Linked DNA regions of Mus musculus: regions 2 and 3 are each linked to region 1. Evidence: chromatin loops called from intact Hi-C (ENCODE). Cell type or tissue: left cerebral cortex. All regions are shown on one strand. Links, peaks and the distances in the headings refer to the core of each region. The heading gives the core; the rest is flanking DNA.

Region 1 (7,508 bases), core at 1,130-6,129:
TGGGGCTGTGTCCTGTGATTGGTTGGCACATTACCCTTGACTGGATAGTAAACACTCATACCACCAGGGTCTCTCTGCAGAAGATGCACACAGAGGTGAAACGGAGAGTGCAGACTCTTCACAGGACAGACACCAGCTATTCACGCTTCCTGAGAATCCAGTGTTCTGACTTTAGGTGTGTGGTGTGCCGTGCTTCTCAGAAGTGCAGTACTCCAAGGAGGCTGGCTGTCCGGTCATGCCGGCACTTCCTCCTACACTTCTACACAGTGGAATTCTTTCTGAAAGAAAAAGGAATAAGCTGTTGATTCAAGGACCGACCTCTGTGGCTGAATGTCAAAACAGTTGAGTAAATGAAGATATAAAAAAGAACACGTACTGTCAGGTTTCTTCTACATGAAGGTCTTAAAAATACGAATGGAGTTTTAGTGACAGAAGCTGATCTGCTGTTGCCAAAGGCCTTGTTAGGGAGCCGTGGGAGCAGAAGGATCCCATGACATTTTCATATTTTTATATTCTGTATAGAAATGCTTGAGAGTCTACATATGTTGTCTTGATTGGGGTTGGAGGTTTCACTGGCATTTACATATGGGCAAACATTCCAGATTATAGACCTAAAATATGTCCTGTTTATGGTTTTCAAAGTTACTCAGTACCACTATCAACAGGAAGCTTTCAAGTTTTATCTTTTGCTGTGTGTCTTAGGGTTTTATTGCTGCAGCAAAACACCGGGACCAAGAAGCAAGTTGGGGGAAAAGGGTTTATTCAGCTTACACTTCCACATTGCTGATCATCACCAAAAGAGAGCTAGGACTGGAACTCATACAGGGTATGAACCTAGAGGCAGGAGCTGATGCAGAGGCCATGGAGGGATGCTGCTTACTGGATTGCTTCCCCTGGCTTGCTCAGCTTGCTTTCTTATAGAACCCAGGACCACCAGCCCAGGGATGGCACCACCCACAGTGGGCTAGACTCTCACCTGCTTAATACTTAACACTGCCTTACAGCTGGATCTCATGGACATATTTCTTCAACTGAGACTCCTTTCTCTCTAGATTGTGTCAAGTAGATACAAAACCAGCCAGTACAGTGTGTTAAAAGACTCTGACCAAAAAAAACCCACAAAAACAAAAACCAAAACCAAAAAAACAACTATGGGAGGAAAGGGTTTATTTGGCTTACACTTCCAAGGTTGTTTGTTTGTTGGTTTTTGTTTTTGTTTTGTTTTGTTTTAAGATTTATTTATTTAATGTATATGGGTACACTGTCACTGTCTTCAGACACACCAGAAGAGGGCATAAGATCCCATTAGAGATGGTAGTGAGCCACCATGTGGTTGCTGGGAATTGAACTCAGGACCTCCGGAAGAACAGTCAGTGCTCTTAACTCATCAGTCGTCTCACCAGCCCCACACTTTCAAGTTACAATCCATCACTGAGGGACATCAAGGTAGAAACTGAAGCAGAGACTGAAGCAGGAACTACAGGTGCAACTGCTTACAGGCCCGCTCTTCTGCTCATGCTTGGCTTGCTTTCTCTTACAGCCCAGGCCCCACTACTAAGGAGGTTGCCCTGTAGAGCAGACTGGAAACTCTTTGCATCAATCAATCAAGACATTGCCTCACAGGACAATTCTGATGAGGCAATTTCCAGGTGACTCTGAGTTATGTCACCTTGCCAGGGAAACTAACAAGTGTAAATAATATACCATTTTCAGGAATCAATACAGAACAGACTGGTCCACACACCCAAGTTATGTGTCATGTCTGAGGCAGGATTGTTTTCTTATTCACCCTACTAGTTATGTGGTCGGTTTATAACTCATTTACTTCAATAGCCGCATCAGTGACTTGTAATTAACAGCATTCACGTTTACAGTGGGATAGAAGCTGACCCTGGTTTTTAAGTTTTATGTACGTGACGTTGAGACAGGGTCTCAACAGTGCTGGTTGGCCTGGAACTCCCTGTGTAGCCAAGGATGACCTTGAATTCCTGGTCCTCCTGTCCCTGTCTACAGAGTACCAAGATTAAAGGAATTGAGCCACCAGGTCCAGCACATTTAGTACTCTTTAGCACTTAATGTCCTGTGCTAAGTCCTCTTACATGGGCAAATATTATTTATGAATTTGATAATGTATAAGATAATATCTTCACTTACAAAGAAATAGGCTGCAATGTGGAAATTATTTAAAGGTATAAAATAAAACACTTAAAAATCATAAAATTAGCATCTACTTTTTTTTTTTTTTGTCTATAAAGTTTTGCCTTGGAGCCATATGAAACATTGTGAGTTAAGAACACCATTGGGTAGTCAGTCAGAACTCAAATCTGAGCCCTTTACAAATATGGATTTAATTTGTGTTATCCTCATTGTTGTGGATTAGAAAAGCTGAGTAAGGTGGTGTTAGACATTCGCCTTTGATTCCAGGTCTTGGCATTGAAAGCACAAGCTACAATAAAATGGTTTGTTCAGTGTGATAATAAGGTTGATGTTTTTTACACAGCATTATTAGCCTTATGTTGTATGAAACAAGGATGTTTAATAACAGGTTATAGATTTATGTGTTATTATTACATCATAAGCACCCAAGGCTAGTTCTGTGTCTGAAAAGCTGTACTAAACACCCTTAGCAAGTTCACATATTTATGTATTCAATCAATGTCTAAGGCTTCCTTCTTAATTAATTCGTGCTAATGAAATATTTTACAAAGCTAAGGTCAGACAGTTGTTTACCAGAGCTGTTAATGAATTTAATATGGAGCCCATACCTGAAGCCATGAGTTACATGCGAAGCATATTGACCCAGTGTGGCTACATTTCAAAGCTAAAATTACTCATTCAAAAAGTTCCCTCTACAGCTTGGACTAATTATTATGCCAAATTTACACGTTTATTGATTGCCTATAGTGTTTACTAAGGCTTAAAAGCTGAAACAAAGTCCTTGTTTTTACTGAGCGAAATAGGCAGCTTTTCAGATGATCAAAAACCAAAGTTGGGAAATAATCCTGAAAACCGGTGTAGGTGAAGGATCCCGCTCAACAACCCTCTGGTTGCTTCATTTCTGGCCTTGAAGTCCACGTCAGTCAATTCGCTTGTGGGCGGGACCTCGCCCCCCCCCCCCCCCCGCCAGTTCGCGAGCGCGCACGCGTTCCCGGGAGGCCCGCAGTGACCCCGAGAGCTTGCCGTCGCCAAGTGCGCAGGTATGACGTCGCGCATGCGCGGACGCTCGGCGCAGAGGCCTGGCGGAAGACAAGATGGCGCGGCAGAGGTGTTCCGCCCGCGGTCTGCGCCTCGTCGGTTTCTGAGCCGAGTTTTTCTGGAAGGGACGGCGGCAGGCGCCGTCTGTGCGCGATGGCCCGGCATCGGAACGTCCGGGGATATAACTACGATGAAGGTGGGTGGTAAGGCCGCGCCGGCCGTGACCTTAGCTCTTCCAGCTGTCTCCATGGCCGCTTTACATCTCCCTGGAATCGAGCATGGACCCCGGAGCCACGCTCGCAATGGGATCTTCGGCGGAGAGGGAGCGGGCGGAGAGCGAGCAGGACCTGAGAGGAACACCCGGGGAGGAAGCCGGCGTGTTGTCTGCCTCCTAGCTGAGCTAGTTCACCGACCGGGCAGGGGTGTAGCATCTCCAGGGCCCATAGGTGTGGCGAGGTCGGGATCCGATGCTGTTCGTATCCAAGCGTCACCTCTTCTTTCCCTGTTTCCTGCGGGGATCCCGCAATGAGTTCCTGACGTCTGTCTCATAAGCCCTCCTTCAGACAAGCCCACGAGGCCGTAGTTAGAAAAGAGGCTGGCTTAGCGCTTACCTGCGGCCGGCCTACTACAAACGTCAGATTTATTTCGTTGTCCCCGTGTCCCTGCGTTTTTGACTGCTCCATTTTTTTCCAACGGATTTCAAAACTGGGGACGTGAGAAACAGAAAAGATTCTTGTTTAAAAGGGCTCAAGAAATTGGGTCGATTTGCTGATGTTCAGGTGTATAAATTCAGTTATTGGCAAACAGTGCTTAATGTAGATTGATTTTAAAAAGGAAATGGAAAAATAACACCAGCGGGGAGGTCATGAAAAAGGGACTCGCAGTTTGTTGGCATTGAGTGGATGATAATAAGCATCATTTAGCATCACAGAAGCTAAAAATAAACACAAATGTAAAGTGATGCAAGAATCCTAAAGACCTGCTGCTTTTTAAAATGGAGAAGATGCAATGTTTACGCAGGCGGTTGTTATTAACACCCCCTTTGGGGGGATTGTGAGCTTCAGTGTCCTCAACAGGTTTGACCAACCAACAACCTGGGCTGCATCTGGAGACTTTGACCCAGTCTGCCTGGAATATCTTACTTGGCAGGCATTCACTGTAAGAATACATAGTGTCTGTATAAAAGGCCTGGTGGACCACTACCACTAAGAAATGACTTTAGTCTGGAAGAGATTGTGTAGCTGTGAAATAAGGGACATTTATTACCAATATATTTCCTCAGCCAGTGATAATTGACTATTTAAGGGTACTGCTTAACACATGAGGACTGTTTACAGTAACAGCTGGTTAAAGCATGAGAGATTCCACAGTGTGATGACAGTAATATAGAAACGATGCAAAAGAGAGGGTCTAAATTAGAAGGGAAGGGCTGGGATTTCTGTGTAGCCTCTGAGTGCCGAATACCTTCTTACCTTGGCTACCTGAGGTCAGGTTTGATTCCTTTGTAACAATCAGTGACATCATAAGCAAGCGTAGCCTGTCTTGGGATGTTCCTCCCTTCCTGTTCATAAAAGTTCATTTTCCATTTTCTTCTTCCCAGTTAGGCTTCCTTTTGGGCTTTCAGTAATTAAAACTTCACAAAAGTATTCTAATTTCATTAGAGTTAGTCTGTGGACAAAAAACCTGTTGGCTCCTCTGTGTAACACCTGCGTTACTTTACCGTTTAATTCCAAGTACTTTTCAGGACTGCCTCTATCTATAGGTTTTTGTTTTGAGACAGTTTCATGTAGCCCCTGTTGGACTTGTCATCGCGGTATAGCCAAGGGTGATGAACATAATCTTTCTGCCTCTGATTCTGTCTCCCAAGTACCAGATGATGGGCTGGCAGGCCTGGTTTATACAGTGCTGTTGGAACCTAGGACTGTGCATAAAGGGAGAGCAGCCGAGCTATGTTTGCAGACTCTCTCCCATAGTTTAACAGCCTTTAATTGTATGTCTGCTTCAGGCGTGGTGGGATACCTTACGTGTAGTAAATCCCTCCAATGTTTTGTTGAAGAAGTGAAGCACTTTAGGAAGACCACGGGAAGAGTTCTCTTCATATTTGTATATTGTCATGCTTGAGGTTCACCGAACTAGCAAAAGTGATTTATAATATCTAAAGATGTATGTTTTGGGGTTATGAGTGAAATTTAAATTTGGGATTACATTCTGATTTAATTTAATCTTACATGTTTTTATCCAGTTAAAGCAGTCACACAAATTTTCTTTGCCACAGCCCTTGGTCTTGGCCTTTAAGCATGTTGTTCCTGCTGCCTGCATGCCCTAGAAAACTGGCTACCTCTGTCCGTTAGAGTTGGTTTGGATGTTCTCTTCCTGGGGAAGTTCTCATTTTGCTCATGTGTGTTCCCATATGCTCCGTATTTCATGATGCCTAATCTTCGTGGAGTCTGTGATCACCCTTTTCTGGTTTGTGAGATTTTTGGCATTAAGAGAACTGGGAGTGTGTGCTCTTCTCTTAAGTACTGAAGTGTCTCCATAGTAGCCTCTGCTATAAATTTATATATGTTCCTTGCAGTTTTAAAGTCCTTTGATTTGTTAACCTATAAACACATTAAGTTAGTGGTCCGTGTATGCCAGGGACTTAAAAACGTTTGCCAGGAAGGAGCTGTGATTTCTCGTGCTTTGAAACACATCTTGTACTTGGAAGAAAAGAAATGAGAGGCAGCTGTTGGAAGGTAAAGGTGGTGGGGAAGACTTCTGGGAGCTTGCTTACCTAGAGAAAGAACAACCTTAGGAAAAGCTCAACAAAACATATTCTTTGAGGCCAGTTAGCAGTCACCAAAGTTAGCCATCCTCGATCCCCACAAACAATGTCTGTATGGTTGCTTGTATACCCTGTGCTTACCACTTCTGTAAAGATGTGTGGTTAGATGGAAGGAGGAATGTGAGAAAATTAAATAGAGCCCAATTAACTTAAAAGCAAAAGACATATGTATGTTTTTAAAGTATAGATTGTCAATAACATAGATTGTTAATGAATAACTTTTTTGTGGGAAAAGTTCTTAGAATTTGTAGAAAAGTAGACATTTCAACCCCCTTGAAAATTGATATGTTAACTTGCTTTGTAGCTAGTCCAGGTGTTTCCTCACGGATATAAAAGGCTGATTGTCTTGTAAAGTCCTGTGTTTGTCTTGTAGATTTTGAAGATGATGATCTGTATGGGCAGTCTGTGGAGGATGACTACTGTATCTCACCATCAACAGGTACGTTGTTCAGCAAGGGATTTCTGTGACTTAGCTGTCTAAACATTCAAGTAAGCATGATTGTCATCCTGGACCAGAATGTTCATGAGACTATAATATGTAATGTTGAAAAAGATGCTTATGTGTGTGTATGTCTTTATACACACATGTTAACACTTAAAATAGATTATTTGAAAACCAAAAATAGGCCAGGGTGGCCTTGAACTCCTGGTGGTCCTCCAGCTTTGGTCATATTTGGATGGATTTGTAAGTAAATATGCCCCCACCGAGTTCACCTACAAGAGTTTCTTTCTTTACCCATGAATAATTTTTGTTTTCTCTCTCTCTCTCTCTCTCTCTCTCTCTCTCTCTCTCTGTGTGTGTGTGTGTGTGTGTGTGTGTGTGTGCGCGCGCGCGCGCGCGCGCAAGTGTGTCTTGTTTGTCTTTGTTTAGGTGCATGCTGCTTCTGCACGTGCATAGAGTGCAGAGAGACCTCAGGTGCCTTGTCCCATTCTCCCCTTAGTTCTTTATGTCAGGATTTCTCACTGAACTGTGGGGCTAGGCTGGTGACCAGCAACTCAGAGACCCTGTGTCTCTGCCACCCAAAGCACTGTGGTTACAGACACACACATGACTACACCTGATTGATGGTATTAGGGATTGAATTCAGGCCCTCATGCTTGTGCAGTAAGAGCTGAGACGTTTCAAGGAAACATTCAGCAGCTTAAGAAAAGCTTTGGTGCCTTTTTTTTTCTAATATTCTCTGTAACGTGTAGTTAATATAAATTCACTAAAATACTTGATCATTGGTGAAGTTCTTAAAGCTCTGAAGGTAGGTAGTAATAAATTTTATATCAGGAATATTTTGAATATTAGACTGGCATTTGGGAACCATTTAATTAGGAAAAGAATAGTAGTATTTAGACAGATTAAGGAGGCTTACAAGGGTTGGTCTTCTAGATATGTTGGCATATGCCTTTAATCCCAGGACTCAGAAGTCTGAAGCAGGCTAATCTCTGTGAGTTTGAGGCCAGCCTCGTGTATAGTGTATATAGCAAGTCAGGCCAGCCA
Region 2 (7,508 bases), core at 1,009-6,008, 980 kb before region 1:
ATTGCCCAATTAAAATACAATCAAAATCAGGATTCATTGGTCAGTCAGGTACTTCCTCCACTGTGGAGTGGATTGTGAGGACAGGCTGCCCTGAACAAGGTTAAAGATCAGAATCAAACTCTAATGCTGAACTTAACTGACAGGCTGCCAATTACAGCTTTGAAATCCTTCAAGGAATTTAACGTTGTCCTAAAATATCACACCGTAATAACGGCTTTAGTCCCTTGAGTGGTCCTGCTTTGGTAAGAACAGCAGGTAAATATGTCTGCAACTTGCTTCAATTCAATCCTGGCTTCTTCGTTTATAATCTGATTCTGGCAGATCCAGTTAGGGCGTGAGGTTTCCGGATCCGTACAAAACTCTGAGAAAGCCTCAGGGGCCAGGCTCCGGCGCCCGGGAAGTTAAGAGCCATTCCGTGACGCAGTCGCCCAGCCGATCCAAGTCTCACGATCGGCCCGGGAGGGGGCGGGGGGCGAGTTCACCCGAAGCCACTCGGCAGAGACTGCCTTGTAACTGTCATGTTAGGCGTCCGAGGGACGGCGCTTCCGGGCAGACGCAGCCCTGCGTCGTCGGTTTTCCGGCCTTTTCCTCAGTGAGAGAGCTTCTGGCGTGCTCTGGGTCGCCGCCTCAGAAGGAGCCAGGCTCGCTAACAGCGGCTCGGAAGTCAGGGGACATCAGTCTCGACTGTTCTTCGAACAAAGCCGAGCCGCCTGCGGAGAAGCCAGCCAGCCCTTCAGGGCCCGCCCCACCCTTGTCCCACCCCCTGTCGGCTACACCTCGCGAGACCGGGCAACGAGACTTCCCAGAAAGCCTTGGGCTACACTCAACCGCGGTTCGCCAGTCGCGCCTGGGCGGGACGGTGGGAGGGGCCTGCCTAGCGATTTAGCGGCCTGGAAGGCCACGCCCCAAGTCGGAAGTGACGGAGCCGAGCTAGCGCGACGAGGCCGCCTCTATGGTCTTCCTCTCCTTCTGGAGTCGGGAAATGGCCGCTGTGTAGTTAGCACGGAGGTAAACCCTGCACGCACATCGTGCTTCGGCGTGTCAGGTAGGCCTCGCGCCGCATTCGAGTCACTCAAAGGAGAAAGCCGAGGCGACAGGGCGGTTGGGTATCGACAACTCTGACGCGTGGTGACGGGTCGGCGGCGGGAACGGGGACCCCGAGCCGTTACTCGTGCGTTTTCCTCCTCGCTCCCTCGGGTCTGGAAGGCGCCGCGGGCCGCCGGGGTGGGGGGATGGGGGAGCTGCGCCACCAGCGGGCCGGGCTGCGAACCTGGCTCGGGGCCGGAGCCCGGGAGGCCTCGGCGTGCGCGTGCGCAAACCGCTCGCCGACCCTTCCCCCACGGCCTCGGCTGGGACTCCTGCGCGCGCCCGGCCCAGGGCTCTGCGCACGCGTGCTTTTTTCCCCTTTCTTCCCTGCCCATGGCAACGCCGCCGCGTGTGTTAGTTTCCGAGCCTTGCTTGTTGTTGGCCTTGGGGGAGGCGTCTTCCTTCCTGGTCCTAGCCTTTGGGACTCGGAGGAGATAACGGCGAGCTGCGACAAAGTTAAGCAACGGAATCAGCCACGTCGTGCGTGGCGGTTAAGCCGCCTCCCTCGCCTCTATGGGGTACATATGTCGGTTTAGGCCAGGCTTAATCAGATGAAGGCTTTCGATCTGTTTGTAGCAGACACCTGGGTGTTGGCGCCAAAGTTTTTCGTTTTGGCTCCCTACCAACTCACTGTTGTAGCCGATCAGTAGGTGCGTAGTTCCAGTTTCTAGCGGGATGCGACTAAGAGAGGGGCCCTTTCTCAGTAATCCAAGCGCTGACATACCTTTTTTTTTTTTTTTTTTTCTTGTTTTTCCAGACAGGGTTTCTCTGTGTAGCCCTGGCTGTCCTGGAACTCACTCTGTAGACCAGGCTGGCCTCGAACAGAAATCCGCCTGCCTCTGCCTCCCAAGTGTTGGGATTAAAGGCGTGCGCCACCACCGCCCCGGCTACCTTTTTTGGTAAGAGTTAGCACACTTTAGAAATTGAGGATATTGGCAGCGGTGATTGGGGGGATAAATGGGTGAAGGAAGAAGGTTATAGTTCTGTCACTCAGTGCTGGCCTTGAACTCCCAGTTAATCTCCTGCCTTAGCTTCGGGAGTGGTGGGATAATAGTATTTTTTTTTCGTCACTTCTTCGTCACCCCAGCTGAGTTTTAAGATTTGTTTTCTTGGTCTGGGGAGTGACCAGAATATTGGATTTCTGTACCCTAGACGATCTTCTTGGGTCCAAGTGGCTTCGAACTACGGGTTCTCCATGTATATATGTGTTTGGGTTATAGATGTGCAAATTCATACCCAACATATTTTAAGTTTATCTAGTTAAAGTGAGGACCTGTACTTTCTACCTTTAAATTTAAAGTTTTCTATTAGAATTGAAAAGGAGAAAAATTGAAAGGGAAAAAAAACCTGTTAGTCACTTCAGACTCACATCCTGTTGGTACAGCATATATATTTTTGTATTAAAAGGGAATCGTAGAACAAAATGTCTTGTCCTCACTATGAGCTTGTATTCTAGATTAGCCCTAACTGGGATAGTTGGTACTGTTACGCAATAAAGGACCTTTAAAGACTTACCAGTTTGCATTTTTTGTGTGATTCTAACCAAATTCAGGGTAGTGTGCTGGGAAGGATGTCTCTAAAGTCGTTTTTAGTAAACAGCTGAGATTTCCAGTGTTGGAATAACAGGCTCCAGCCACCATACATACCCAGTGTATGTGGTGCTGAGAATCAAACCCGGGGCTTTGTGTGTGCTGAAAAGCTCTGTCAGCTAAGCATATCCCCTGTCCTAGAGTTGACTTTTGTCTTAGAAAGCAGAAGTTAATTTTAGGACTTGAAAGCCGATCTGGAAAAAGCACTGCTTTTTAGGCTAGTATCTAGTTGAATTTATTGAAAAACTTATTGTGGGGAGCAAGCAAACTAAGCTGCATTAGATTATCTGTGATGTAAAATAAGTGGAGAAAGCTTTTTCCAGTTGTTTATATAGATCTTTTGATTGGTAATTCCCAGGAACTGTATTTGAAATCATTGATGGAATACTATCCACTATCTGAAATCTGCTGTGTAATTTTTATGATTGGTTAATGAGAGAATCTAGAAGACCAGTATATCTCTGGGTAGCAATTGTACTGGTTAATAAGAGAATCTAGAAGATCATTGTATCTCTGAGTAGTAATTGTAAGTGGTTGTGGTTGGAGGATATGGGTTTGTGTGTTGCTGGTTCTAGCTTCTTAAACAATCTTAAAAACACTGAGTATTTGAGTTATAGGCATTTAATATTTTTGATTCAACATTGAAAATAAGTCTGTGAACTTTATAAGTAATAATATTGATCTTACTTAATGTCTTAGGACTTTTTTTTATAGATTTATTTATTTATTATTCAGATGCACCAGAAGAGGGCGCCAGGTCTCATTAAGGATGGCTGTGAGCCACCATGTGGTTGCTGGGAATTGAACTCAGGATCTTTGGAAGAGCAGTCAGTGCTCCTAACTGCTGAGCCATCTCTAGCCCGACTTTTTTTTTTTTTTTTAAGGCTCATTTTATGTATATTAGTACACTGTAGCTGTCTTCAGACACACCAAAAGAGGGCATGAGATCTCATTACAGATGTTGGAAATTGAACTCGGGACCTCTGGAAGAGCAGTCAGTGCTTTTTTTTTTTTTGGTTTTTCGAGACAGGGTTTCTCTGTATAGTTCTGGCTGTCCTGGAACTCACTTTGTAGACTAGGCTGGCCTCGAACTCAGAAGTCCGCCTGCCTCTGCCTCCCGAGTGCTGGGATTAAAGGTGTGCGCCACCACGCCCGGCCTCAGTCAGTGCTCTTAACTGTCGAACCAGCTCTCCAGCCCAGTTTAGGGCTTTCTAACACCAATTTACTTAATTCATTATTTCTCTATTTTTGTAGATGGAACCCCCAAAAGGTGTAAAACTTAAGACTACATAAGCCAGGAGTGGCACAGCTTGGTTTAGAATGTGCCGTGGTTCTTAGTTCAGTCTTTAAAAAAAAAAACCAAACAAACAAAAAAAAAAAAGACCAGGGTGATAAGTAGCTGGACCAAACTAAAAGTGTGTGACTAATCTATTTTGCTTTTTATTATGGAAGGCTTTTGGTACAAAAGTAAAACAGCCGGGTATATTCGCTCAAGCCTATAATCCCAGCACTCAGAGGCAGGCTGGAGGGTCTTTGAGTTTGAAGCCAGCCTGTCCATAGAGTGAATTCCAGGACAGCCAGGGGTGTATAGAGAAACCCTGTTTCAAAAAACCAAATAAATCAACAGCTAAGATAATTAAGTGGATTTCCATATTCTGCTTATTTTCAGAATTTTGTATTTTGTTTGTTTATTCTGTGATACATTTTATTTTATTTTATTTTTTTATTTTTTTATTTTTTTTTAGATTTATTTATTTATTATATGTAAGTACACTGTAGCTGTCTTCAGACACTCCAGAAGAGGGAGTCAGATCTCGTTAGGGATGGTTGTGAGCCACCATGTGGTTGCTGGGATTTCTTCGGAAGAGCAGTCGGGTGCTCTTACCCACTGAGCCACTGTGATACATTTTAAATCAAACTTGCAAACATTTTATTAAACATCCCTGGAATGACTTTTATAGAATACTTGTTAATACTATATTGAAAACATAGGAAAAAGCTTAAATAGACAAGTTTTTGAAATAAATTATGGGTAGCCTGTAGAAACCCTATAAAAAGGCTAACCAGAAATTATAACTAATGGCAGAGCACACACCATGTGCCGGGTTAGCCTTTTCTATTTATTATTTAACCATAAACTTGCAAATACCTTATTTTATACAAAGATTGAAAGAGATCAAGATACCAAATGTTGAGCTGTCATTTAATGAGTGAGTATTAGCTACGGTGTATTTTTCTATTTTAAAAGATGTGATGGCAGTAATTTGCTTTAAGTTTGGGTGCTAATATTGCTAAATGAAGACTTATGTTTGAAATTGTAAGCAGCTTTGTGTTAGTTTTTTGTTTTTGTTTGTTGTTTTGTTTTTGTTTTTAAAATTTTGTTTTTGAGGAAGCTCTAACTTGATTAGCCTTAACTGAGAGCCTTCTCTATAGACTGAACTTAACTGAGAGCCTTCGCTATGGACTGAACTGTTCTTGAACTTGTTGGGATACTCTTGTCTCTGCCTTTTGAGTCCTAGGACAAGAGACTGGATTTATAGATGGGATACATACAATGCCTTTACAACAATTTTTTTTTCTTTTTAACTTTTTGAGGTAGCCCAGGCTTTGGAAGTATTTGTCACCACGCTTGAAGTCACTTGTTTTCTGGCCACTTTTACACATTATTCCAAAAAAGGTTCTAAGATATTTATGGATTCATTCATTCATTCATTTGGCTTTTTGAGGCAGGGTTTCTCTGTGTAGCCGTGGTTGTCCTGGAACTCACTCTGTAGATCAGGCTGGCCTCGAATTCAGAAATCCACCTGCCTCTGCCTCCCAAGTGCTGGGATTGAAGGCGTGCGCCACCACCTCCTGGCCTTGGCCTGTTTCTTAGATGGTTAATCAGATTCTTGTGTAAGACTTTGTTACTGTGCTTGCAGTTGAAGGAATTCTTAAAAGTTGGTTTTAGATAAAAGGAAGTTTTAAGGAAATGAACAGAGTATTAAGCTGTTGTAGGTGTTAGAAAATACAGCATTATTACATACATTATTATTTACAGCATTATTACATATAGCTGCAGGCTGTAATGACATTTGTTCTGTAAAGGTCAGGTGACTGTAGTTAAAATTCAGGTATCAGTTACATGATACTCTGCTGTGTTGTAAGTAGACAGTTTTTTTTTCCTTTTTTTGACAGTTGTGTTTGTGGGATCTCTTGTAGCCTAGGAGCTCCAAACTCACTGTATAACTGAGGATGAACTTAGACTGAATCTCTGCCTTTTTGCCCTAATTTGTGGATTATAGGTATTATTGTTGGTTTAATTATTTTATTTTATGTTTGTCTGCATGTAGGTCTGTACCAGGTTCCTGCTTGTTGCTTTTGGAGGTCTGAAGAGGGTGTCAGATCCCTTGGAACTGGAGATAGCGGCGGGTGGGGGAGGGGCGTGAATGACCATTTGGGTTCTGAGAATTGAACGGTCATAGCAGAGAATAGCAGCTAGTGCACGATGAGCCATATCTCTGTCCTCTTTTGTCACATAGGCTGTTGCTATATCATAGCTCAGGCTAAACTCAATCACCATTCTCCTGTTCAGCTTGGCAAGTGCTAGGATTGTTTGCCACCATGGTCTCCTTAGTTAAATTATGATCAAACGCTTATTGCTACCCAAGTCAGGCAAGGTACATGCCGATAATTTCAGTACTGGAGTATGCCTAATATGTGTATTATAACCAATGCATATCTGGTTTACCATAAACTCAAACTTCTCTTTTTTTTATTTAATTTTTGCTTAGGTATTTGAATTTAGAGTTTAGTTTCCCATAACATTTTCTACAAGAAGAATCTTGGTAGTGTCTCAAAGACATCACTGACTTCTGGATCCTGCAGAAAGCCCAAGGTAAAAGACATTTATGTTCTCTAGGTTTTACTTGTGACTAAGTTGAGAAACTTGACGGTCAACCTGAATCAGATGAAGTGATTAAGAGGGTTAGAAACTGGCCATGGAGGTGGCTCAAGAAGTAGGGTTCTTGCCTAATGAGCACAAGGCCCTGGGTTCAACCCCAGGTACCCTGGGGGCATTTCTCTCTCTTCTTCTTCTTTTTTTTTTGGTGGGGAGTGTGTTACCTTCTGTAAACTCAGATTTTGAGTTAGTTTTAAGAAAAAATATTTTTTTTCCCTTTCATTGTATATTACCTTTTCCCCACTTCTAGAAATACTTTGTAAGAAGGCTTAGGACACAAAATGCCATTTAGAACCAAAACAACTACCACTGCCATCCTTTGAGACAAGGTTTTGCTGTGGAGCCCTACTGAGTACCTGGTACTGGGATGACACACCTTTCTCATTGTGCCCAAGTCATTTAATTGCTTAGCTTATTTTGGTTTTGTTGGGACTATAACCCTGGCTGTCCTAGAACTCACTGTGTAGACCAGGGTAGCCTTGAACTCTGGGATCCAGCTGCTTCTGTGTTCCCAGTATGGGGTAAAGGCCTGTGCCATCACTCTTGGCTTACCTTTTTATCTTGTAACCTCAAACTCTAAACAAATAAGTACCTTCAGAATTATTTAATGATATTAAAATTTAAATATGTGAGAAACACAGGCCTTTACAAAGTTAATAAATTGAGTCTTATGGATATGATTACTTATTTTGACTAGTAAGTTAGAAATTTGAAAAGTTTCACAATTGGATCCTGACTTAACATGGAACATGAGGTGGTAAATGGCTTAGCATTAGGAACACCTGCTGTGCAAGCTTTACCACCTCAATTCAGTCTCCTGTGCAAGGAGGAGGGACCCACCTCCTTAGAAACTTTATAAAGTCTGATTTCTCATATCTAGACTGTAGCATTTT
Region 3 (7,508 bases), core at 1,009-6,008, 300 kb before region 1:
ATTTGTTTGGTTTGGAGGTTTTTATTTATGTGTTTTGACTTTTTTGTTTTGTTTTGAGACAGGATCTCTGTAGCTCAGGCTAGCTTTGAATGTATTTTGTAAGTTTAGGGAGCCTTGAACTTAAGGCAGCCCTCTTGTTTCTGGCTCCTGAGTTTTAGGATTACAAGACAGCAAGCTGGTTTAACCTAATTTCATATTCTGTGATTTTATTTTTTTTAAGCAAATAGCTTTGGTAAATTTTAGTTAGGAAAATTTAATATAAGAGATAGATAGATTTTTAACTGTGATGAAAATGGAGTCTGATGTTCTCAACTGTAAAGATTCCGTATGCCTACCGTAAGGATGATAAAACTTTGGATCTACTTTTTTAGGAATTAAGATGCATTCTGAGAATAATTGGGGTTTATCTTGTTTCTTAAATACTTATTTTCTATTCTGAAATTAGTATTTTTCTTTTCTAGTTGTTAATCTTTCTCAAAAATCAATATTTTATAACCTTCATATATAGTTGTATAAAAATATAAGATCTTTATTAGTTTCTTTGCTTTAGTTGATTATGACATAACATGATTCAGTATTTTTGTAAGCTAGCATAGCATACATGCATGCTATTTATACACATGTCGGCATACATTTGTATATGTTATAGTAATATAGCTATGAACAAATGCTTCAATGGAATAACAAAGCTAAATTTATTAAATCACTACATGTTGGCTTATCTAATGCTCTGATAGATGTGATTAGACAATTGAGCTATCATAAACCTGAAGGTTTTGTTCATGGTACAGAGTGCATTATGCATTTTTCCAGTGAATTGTCTTAAAGAATGCAGAAAAAGAAGGTTTATCTTACTGATCCTTATAGAGAAGAAATGGTTTCTGCAACTTATACCCAAGTTTATAAGATGCTGTTGCTAGTGATAGAGTTTCCAGGCAATGCCTGCCATTTCCATTCATTAGCAGCTGTTGGCAGGGCTGCTACTGCATCTGTTACTGAGTTCTTCAGTCAGCGCCCAGTCTTGTCTCATTGTAATGAGTACCCTGAAACAACTGTTTGCCCCATCCTACTTTTCCCATAGACAAGGAGAATCATGGCCATTACTGTACAATTGGAACTATTCTCCAGGAAAAGAAAGCACAGTTATTGCCTCAGACTCTTAGGAGATTTCACAACCATCTTCATTCAGTTTATAATTTGCTTTCTTTTAGACTTTTGAAATTTTCACTGCAAAGATTAGCTAAGTTCCGCTCTGTCTTGTCCTTCAGTAGCTTCCTGTTGCTAGAAGGGCTTTCTGACTCAGAAGAGCAAGTGGCTTTAGCTGGACAGTGGCATGGAGCTCAGGTTCCTGTTGTGGTCACTTTAGGGACCTTGGCTAATGCCCCCTGCCCTTCTGACCCTCCATCCTTTCATCAAGAGCTCCAAGGAATGAGCCGGTGGCTGTGAGGGAGCCTTGTGAAGTGAAAGGCGCTCTACTAGAAGACCCAGAATTAACACTTGTGTTTATAAAGCTCATCTACCAGTAGCCAGTCAGGGTACAGGAATCCACACTTTACCGTGCTCACAAGCACTTGTCTGTGGAGTTGAGAAGATGATGTTTCTCCCTTTACACCGTTACTCAGCCTTTTCCATTTATCCACTAACCCGGATGCCATACCTGGCCAACTGTATTGCATTTAATACACACAGCTAACGCACGTTAGAGCCACATTGTCTTAGATGCAGGAGCATGGATTTGGGTGAGCATCTCAGAAATGATGATATGAGAATAACAGAATATGGAATTACTTATTTTATGTAACACATTTAAAACAATTTTTGATAAATGCATATACCTTGCCAAAAAAAAATGTTTAAAGCTCAAAATGTTTCACCATATTTCCCAGGCTCTTTGTCGCCTATTTTTAAAAAGGGGAAGCTTAGGAAGAAGTAAGATAACTTCAAGACATCTAAAATCTGGCACAACTCTTTTTAGTGGTATAGGTACAAAACAAATGAGAGTTATTTTAGTCTCTGAGTGTTTTACTCATTGAATATAGGCTACAATCAGTAGTTCAAATAATCATTAGTTTTTTACTAAAATTTTTAATGTTTAATTAACCTATTACAGTTTTGCCCTATATTTTTTTAACACATGGATATTTTGCTCAAACTGTGTTTTCTCAGAATGAAGTTCACATGTGGTTTTACTGAGTTTTAATGATAAAAAGTTCAAAAGAAACAGAACAGCTAAGTTACTTTTAAAATAGCTTCTGAAATATTCAAGGAAAAAGAAGCAAGTTCTTTTTTTTTTTTTTTTTGTAAGTTAAATCAGCTCCAAGCGAGACCACAGTGGTAGCTAAATGTATCAGCCGTCTTTCCGTCCCAGCAGAATCTGTGAGAGTCAGCAAGGGTCTCTCCTGCTGAGCGCATGTTCAGCTTGTGGTCTTTGAGTCCCTCGTTCTACTGAAGTTTTGCTTTTTTTTTGTAAGAAGTGTAATTTTTACTTTCAGAAGGCAGTTTTATTTGTCTGATTTTGAAAGGGTTAATCATCTAGTAATACAAAGTTTAGTCACCGCGTACCACAAATAATGTGCATCGAGGGTTCCCACAACAAAGTACATCTCAGAGAAACGGTTTCTGCTGAATTAACTCCATGAAGCCAGGCGTTAGCAATAAATATTCTGTTATTAAACAGTGTTTGTCTACTTATGTCTCTAGGATGTTTTTGCACATTTAAGAATTATTAGTACCTAACAGCACTATGTATTAACACTATGAATATATCTGTTTAAAATTTTTCACTATGGTTTTATGACATAAGTGTTTTTACAGTTTTACAGGATCTAGGAGTTGAATCACTGAGAACTGGTTTATGTTTTGTTTGTTTGTGTTTTGTTTTGTTTTGTTTATTTGAGGCAGGGCTTCTCTTTGTAGCCCTGGCTATCTTGGAACTCACTCCATAGGTCAGTCTACCCTGGAACTCAAAGATCCACCTGCCTCTGTCTAAGATCAAAGGCATACACCACTATCGCTCAGCCAAAATTTATACTCTTATTTGCCTTCTAAATTTATTAGCAAACGACCTGCTATATTAGGTTTCAAATGGTAAAACTTTTCTCTATAGTATCAGTTTCTCTGGAATATGTAATTTTTGTGGAATTTTTATACCTTGTAGGAAGCAAAGATGTAGGCTTGTTTATTTGTTTATTATCAGCACCTAGCCTGAATGCTGACATACATGACTGTGTATGTTAAGTAGAGTCAAGTCTGTTTGGCAACCTCTTAAAATTGCTAACCCCAGGTAATGAGCCTGAGTTCTCACTAGGTGGCAGTGTCCCTTTCTGTGGCAGTGCAGACCTTTCCCAGCACCTGTTATGCACCAGGCTCACTTGAGCTGTAAACCCAAGGGTTGGACTCAGTTTACCTGCTCATTGCTGGTCCTTTCTCCTGTTTACAGAGGTGATTACACACCCGACAACCTTTAGTCAAACTAAAAGCCATTTCTACAATGACTTCTACAAGGACTTTAGAACTGGAATTCAGTGATCTGGAAACGATCTAGTCAGAAATAGACCGGTGATCTGCTTTGTCATGCTGGTAGCTTTATTTTTCACAGTGTGGCATGCTCTCCCATAGTTCAGGGACATAGACACATTTAAGTTCATAAAATTCTGTTACAGGCAAGCATGGAGGCACATGCATGGAATCCCAGTATTTGGAAGGTAGAGACAGGAGGGTCATGACTTCTAGGTCATCCTTGGGTACACAGAGCTTCCAAGGCTAGAGACCCCATCTCTCAAGTTGCTAATTGCCTATAGTGTTTATAAGGCACTGTGTTTAGCATAGACTTTGGCAGTGTGTGTTTGCATTAAGAATTAAACTTCTTACAGAATAGAGTTATTTCTTTTTTCTTTTTTAAAAGATTTATTATTATCCATAAGTACACTATAGCTGTCTTCAGACACCCCAGAAGAGGGCGTTAGATCTCATTACAAGTGGTTGTGAGCCACCATGTGGTTGCTCGAATTTGAACTCAGGCCCTTCAGAAGAGCAGTCAGTACTCTTACCTGCTGAGTCATCTCACCAGCCCAAGAGTTATTTCTTGAATTTTATGAAAATATAAGATGGCACCACTAGTGAATTTGGGATTATTGAGAACAGTGGCAGTCATAGCTAAGATCAAGTACTTTCTTATAGAATACTTCCCAAATACTTGAGAAAAAATCTCATTATTGTCACTATTAATGGATGATGAAACCAAGGCACCACAGAATGAAGTAACTCTCCTAAGGTCACAGAGTTGTGGGTAAAACTACCATTTGACTTCAGGCTGCCTGACTAATGTCTTCACAGGATAATACCTAGGTGATATAAATTTAATACCCACAGCGTATGTATCATTTAATGTCTTCCATATGTGATTAAAAGTCCAATTCAGATATTATAATTTTCATCCTTTCAGAAAATTACACCATTGTCGGGCGCCAGTCGTGGGGAAATAAAGGGGATGGGAGAAATGACCCACGTCCCACCAGAGCTCCGGGGCTCTAGGCGGACAGATGCGGGGAACCGGGGGAACTGCCGTGCACTCTCCATGCTGCCCGGGTGGGCGTTTGGCTGTGGGAAGCCACGGAACCCCAGTCTGCGGGGATGGAGAGGGAGCAGTCCGGGGTCCCTGGGCCTCAAGGAAGCCAGGGTCGACAGGTTCTAGCTCCGGGGCATCGCAGGACATCGCTGGATACTACAGAAGAGCTGAGAATGGGTGGGGGCACTGCGGGCAGCTCATTCTGCCCTGAGGCCAAAGGGAGAAGGGGCAGGGGTAGAAGGCACTGGGTAGTTCCCACGCATGTGACGGTCTTTGGTCCAGCCTGGCAGCTGGAAACGCTAAAAGGCCTTCTTGAGGGAGATTAGAGGAGGCTCTTAGGGGAAGGCCTTATTCCATCGCTCCAGCACTGCGAGTCTAGATGAAAGGAGGCAGTCTATGGCTTCAGGTAGAGAAGTAGAGGCAGGCCATGGCCACGTGGAGAGAGGGGAGAAGGGAGGGGGAGAGAAGGAACAAGAGGGCTAGAGAGAAAGCAAGAGAAGCAAGAGAGAGGAAGGGCCAAGCAGCCCCCTTTATAGTGTGCTGTACTACCTTGCTGTGGCTAGGTAACTGGGGGAGGAGCTTACCTGACTGTAGCCAGAATACCTGGAGCTTGGGACATTGCCTGTGTGACAATAGTCACAGGATTATGGAGTTGAGGACTCATGTTGTCAGGTGCCTGTGTCTGGGAATGTGGCTCACTATTCCGTCCCTTGTAGAATTACTACTGGGTCTCCGGAGTAAGCTTCGCTCAACCAGAACACAGACTGCCTTTCACAGTCCAACACACCATAACAGGTAGTACTGATTGTAGGATGGAGTTTTAAATATTGATTTTTACCCTATTATAAGAAATTATAAATTAAAGCTACCATGATGATGAAGGCCTGACAAAACTGCTTTCCTGTATTCTGAAATATTTACTGTTTCTCACATAATGGATTCTTGACTTTCAAAGCCCAGACCATTAAGTGACTAAGGAAATATGAAAATTTTCATGTACATGATGGCCTTGAGTGTAAACAGCAGGGCCTTTGTATGCTTACAGGTGTGCCTTCTAAAGGAATGATACAGCCCAAAGCAGACAACAGCATGGCAGGAGCATCTGCAGAGGGACTGAGCCTCTTGACAAACACTGTCAATCTGCCCAACCCTCAACACATAGTTTCCAATTTTATATGCGTCTGCTTTTTAAGCTGTGAAATAAAAATTATACATGCTTTATTTATTATACCTCCATATTTTATGTAATGATAACTGAAACCATAAAGCAAGATGTGAGGGCTAGATATGAATAGAGTCCATGAGCCAGGCTGTAGCAGGGAGTTCTAGTGGTTTTCCTGTAGCAATGCATGCCACACACTGTCAGCTGAAGAGTGCCATGTGGCTAGGAAGACAGCAGGAAGGGAATAGTACCTCCTGCAGGGGATTTGCAGACAGCTTGTAAGGATAGGCTTCAAAACAATCAAACAAATACAGTTGCCACCTGCAGGTTCGTGACCCCTGTGCATTCCTCTGCCATGCAGCTTAGCTCCCTGCAGTAACTGGCTCAGCTCCAAGAAGTCGGAACCCCAAAAAGGAGTCTCTGTATTTTCCAAGCCTGCTATAATGCATGCATGTAAGGATGTCTCAGAAAGAGATGAAAGGGTATGGATAAGAATATTAAAATTGTGAGCTTTAACATAGCAGGTTAGATCAGACCTAAGTTTTAAACATACAAAGTACATTGGTATAAAGAAGAAAAATGATACAATGCAGAAATAGGGCTGTCTAATTACAGCATGGTCTCTAACCAGAACCTAAAAGTAACGTGGTAACCTGCAGATAGTTACAAGCATACAGCTTGAAGGATAATCCAAAATCATCTATCACCAACTGTTTTACAGTGAGAAAGGCATATGTCTTAAGCAGATCTCCTGGTGGGGGTGGGGGAGCTGAAGAACTTCCCAGCAGTTTCTGTTTGGAGTGTAGTCTAGTACACTTTGTGACTATGTCTGCAGACTGTAAATGCGCAACTCCTCATAGAACTAGAGGTGCTAACAGCATAGGAGGGTGCTGATTTGGCTGCTTGGAGTCCAAGAGTTTGTATAAAATGTTAACAGGGCACCATAGAAACAAACACCAGAGTTTGCAGTTCTGTTTTTTACTCCACTTAGAATATTTTAATTCACAATTATAATTCACAATACATTGTAAAATATATCTTAATATTTTGAAACATACTTTGTCACTGCCTTTTTCTGTTTTTACCAGTTAGGAATTCTTTGAAAGAGAAAACATAATACATATTTAATGTATTGTAATATTTTAAAAATCCAGTTGAATCAAAACTGTAAGAGAAAAGATAGTTAAGGCCTGTTAGCTTGTTACTGACACCAGTACATGTGTTCTTGACTGTCCTTGACTGCTCATTCACTCGGTTAGAGGAAACTGTAGTTTGCAAATACAAAGCTCAGAAAATCTGGGAAATTAGCATGCCAGACTGTTTGTAGATGCAGCTTTACCTGCAGCAAGAAAGCAGCTAAAGGCTGGTAGCACAATTTCAATGTGAAGACTACAGAAATCATGGAACATGTTTTTCTGTTGACTTCTCGGCCTGAAACCCACCCACCCCGTAGAGGTAGACCGTCCCGATTCCAGCCCATGGGACACTTTTCTTTAGGTGGTTTTCTACAGCTTTACACTTGCTTATTTTCTAAAGCTATCTTTGAATAATTAAAGGAGAAGTAAATATTCTTATCACTCTAGAAATATGACTAAATTAAATACAAGAACATTAGAGTCAAATTCACACACACACACACACACACACACACAAACCTATAGGGAGTGATGACTTTTGCGCTGAAATAGATAATTGCTACAGAGAAATGCCTGTCAGTGACAGTTGGGGTAGTCCTTGGCCTTCTCTCAGGGCTCTGTCTGTCCTCTGGACATGGCCAAC

What was found. Peaks named below come from ENCODE experiments on the same cell type or tissue, not always from the same donor. Only the 100,000 strongest peaks of a DNase experiment are listed, where the experiment ranks them.
Region 2: a loop joins it to region 1, with 6 times the contacts of the local background. A loop is called at or near these places in 2 of 42 quality-filtered maps.
Region 3: a loop joins it to region 1, with 2.3 times the contacts of the local background. A loop is called at or near these places in 5 of 42 quality-filtered maps.

The regions. Positions count from the first base shown.
Region 1 is chr10:21,292,786-21,300,293 of GRCm38, forward strand. It overlaps Hbs1l (Hbs1-like (S. cerevisiae)), which reads left to right and starts at 3,194. Exons shown (of 18, transcript NM_019702.2): 1 at 3,194-3,391; 2 at 6,393-6,458. The coding sequence starts at 3,349. In left cerebral cortex, for the core only: no CTCF peak of the experiment used is centred there; DNase peaks (open chromatin) are centred at 3,194 and 3,706; H3K4me3 peaks cover 1,952 bases; H3K27ac peaks cover 890 bases.
Region 2 is chr10:20,311,560-20,319,067 of GRCm38, forward strand. It overlaps Bclaf1 (BCL2-associated transcription factor 1), which reads left to right and starts at 910. Exons shown (of 13, transcript NM_001025392.1): 1 at 910-1,045; 2 at 6,449-6,552. In left cerebral cortex, for the core only: CTCF peaks have their summits at 3,440 (motif pointing right), 4,429 (motif pointing right) and 4,629; DNase peaks (open chromatin) are centred at 1,338, 1,927 and 4,510; H3K4me3 peaks cover 1,586 bases; H3K27ac peaks cover 708 bases.
Region 3 is chr10:20,989,539-20,997,046 of GRCm38, forward strand. The region is part of intron 15 of Ahi1 (Abelson helper integration site 1); the gene reads left to right. Among named protein-coding and RNA genes, the nearest start is that of Ahi1, 41 kb to the left of the region's middle. In left cerebral cortex, for the core only: a CTCF peak has its summit at 3,300 (motif pointing right); a DNase peak (open chromatin) is centred at 3,317.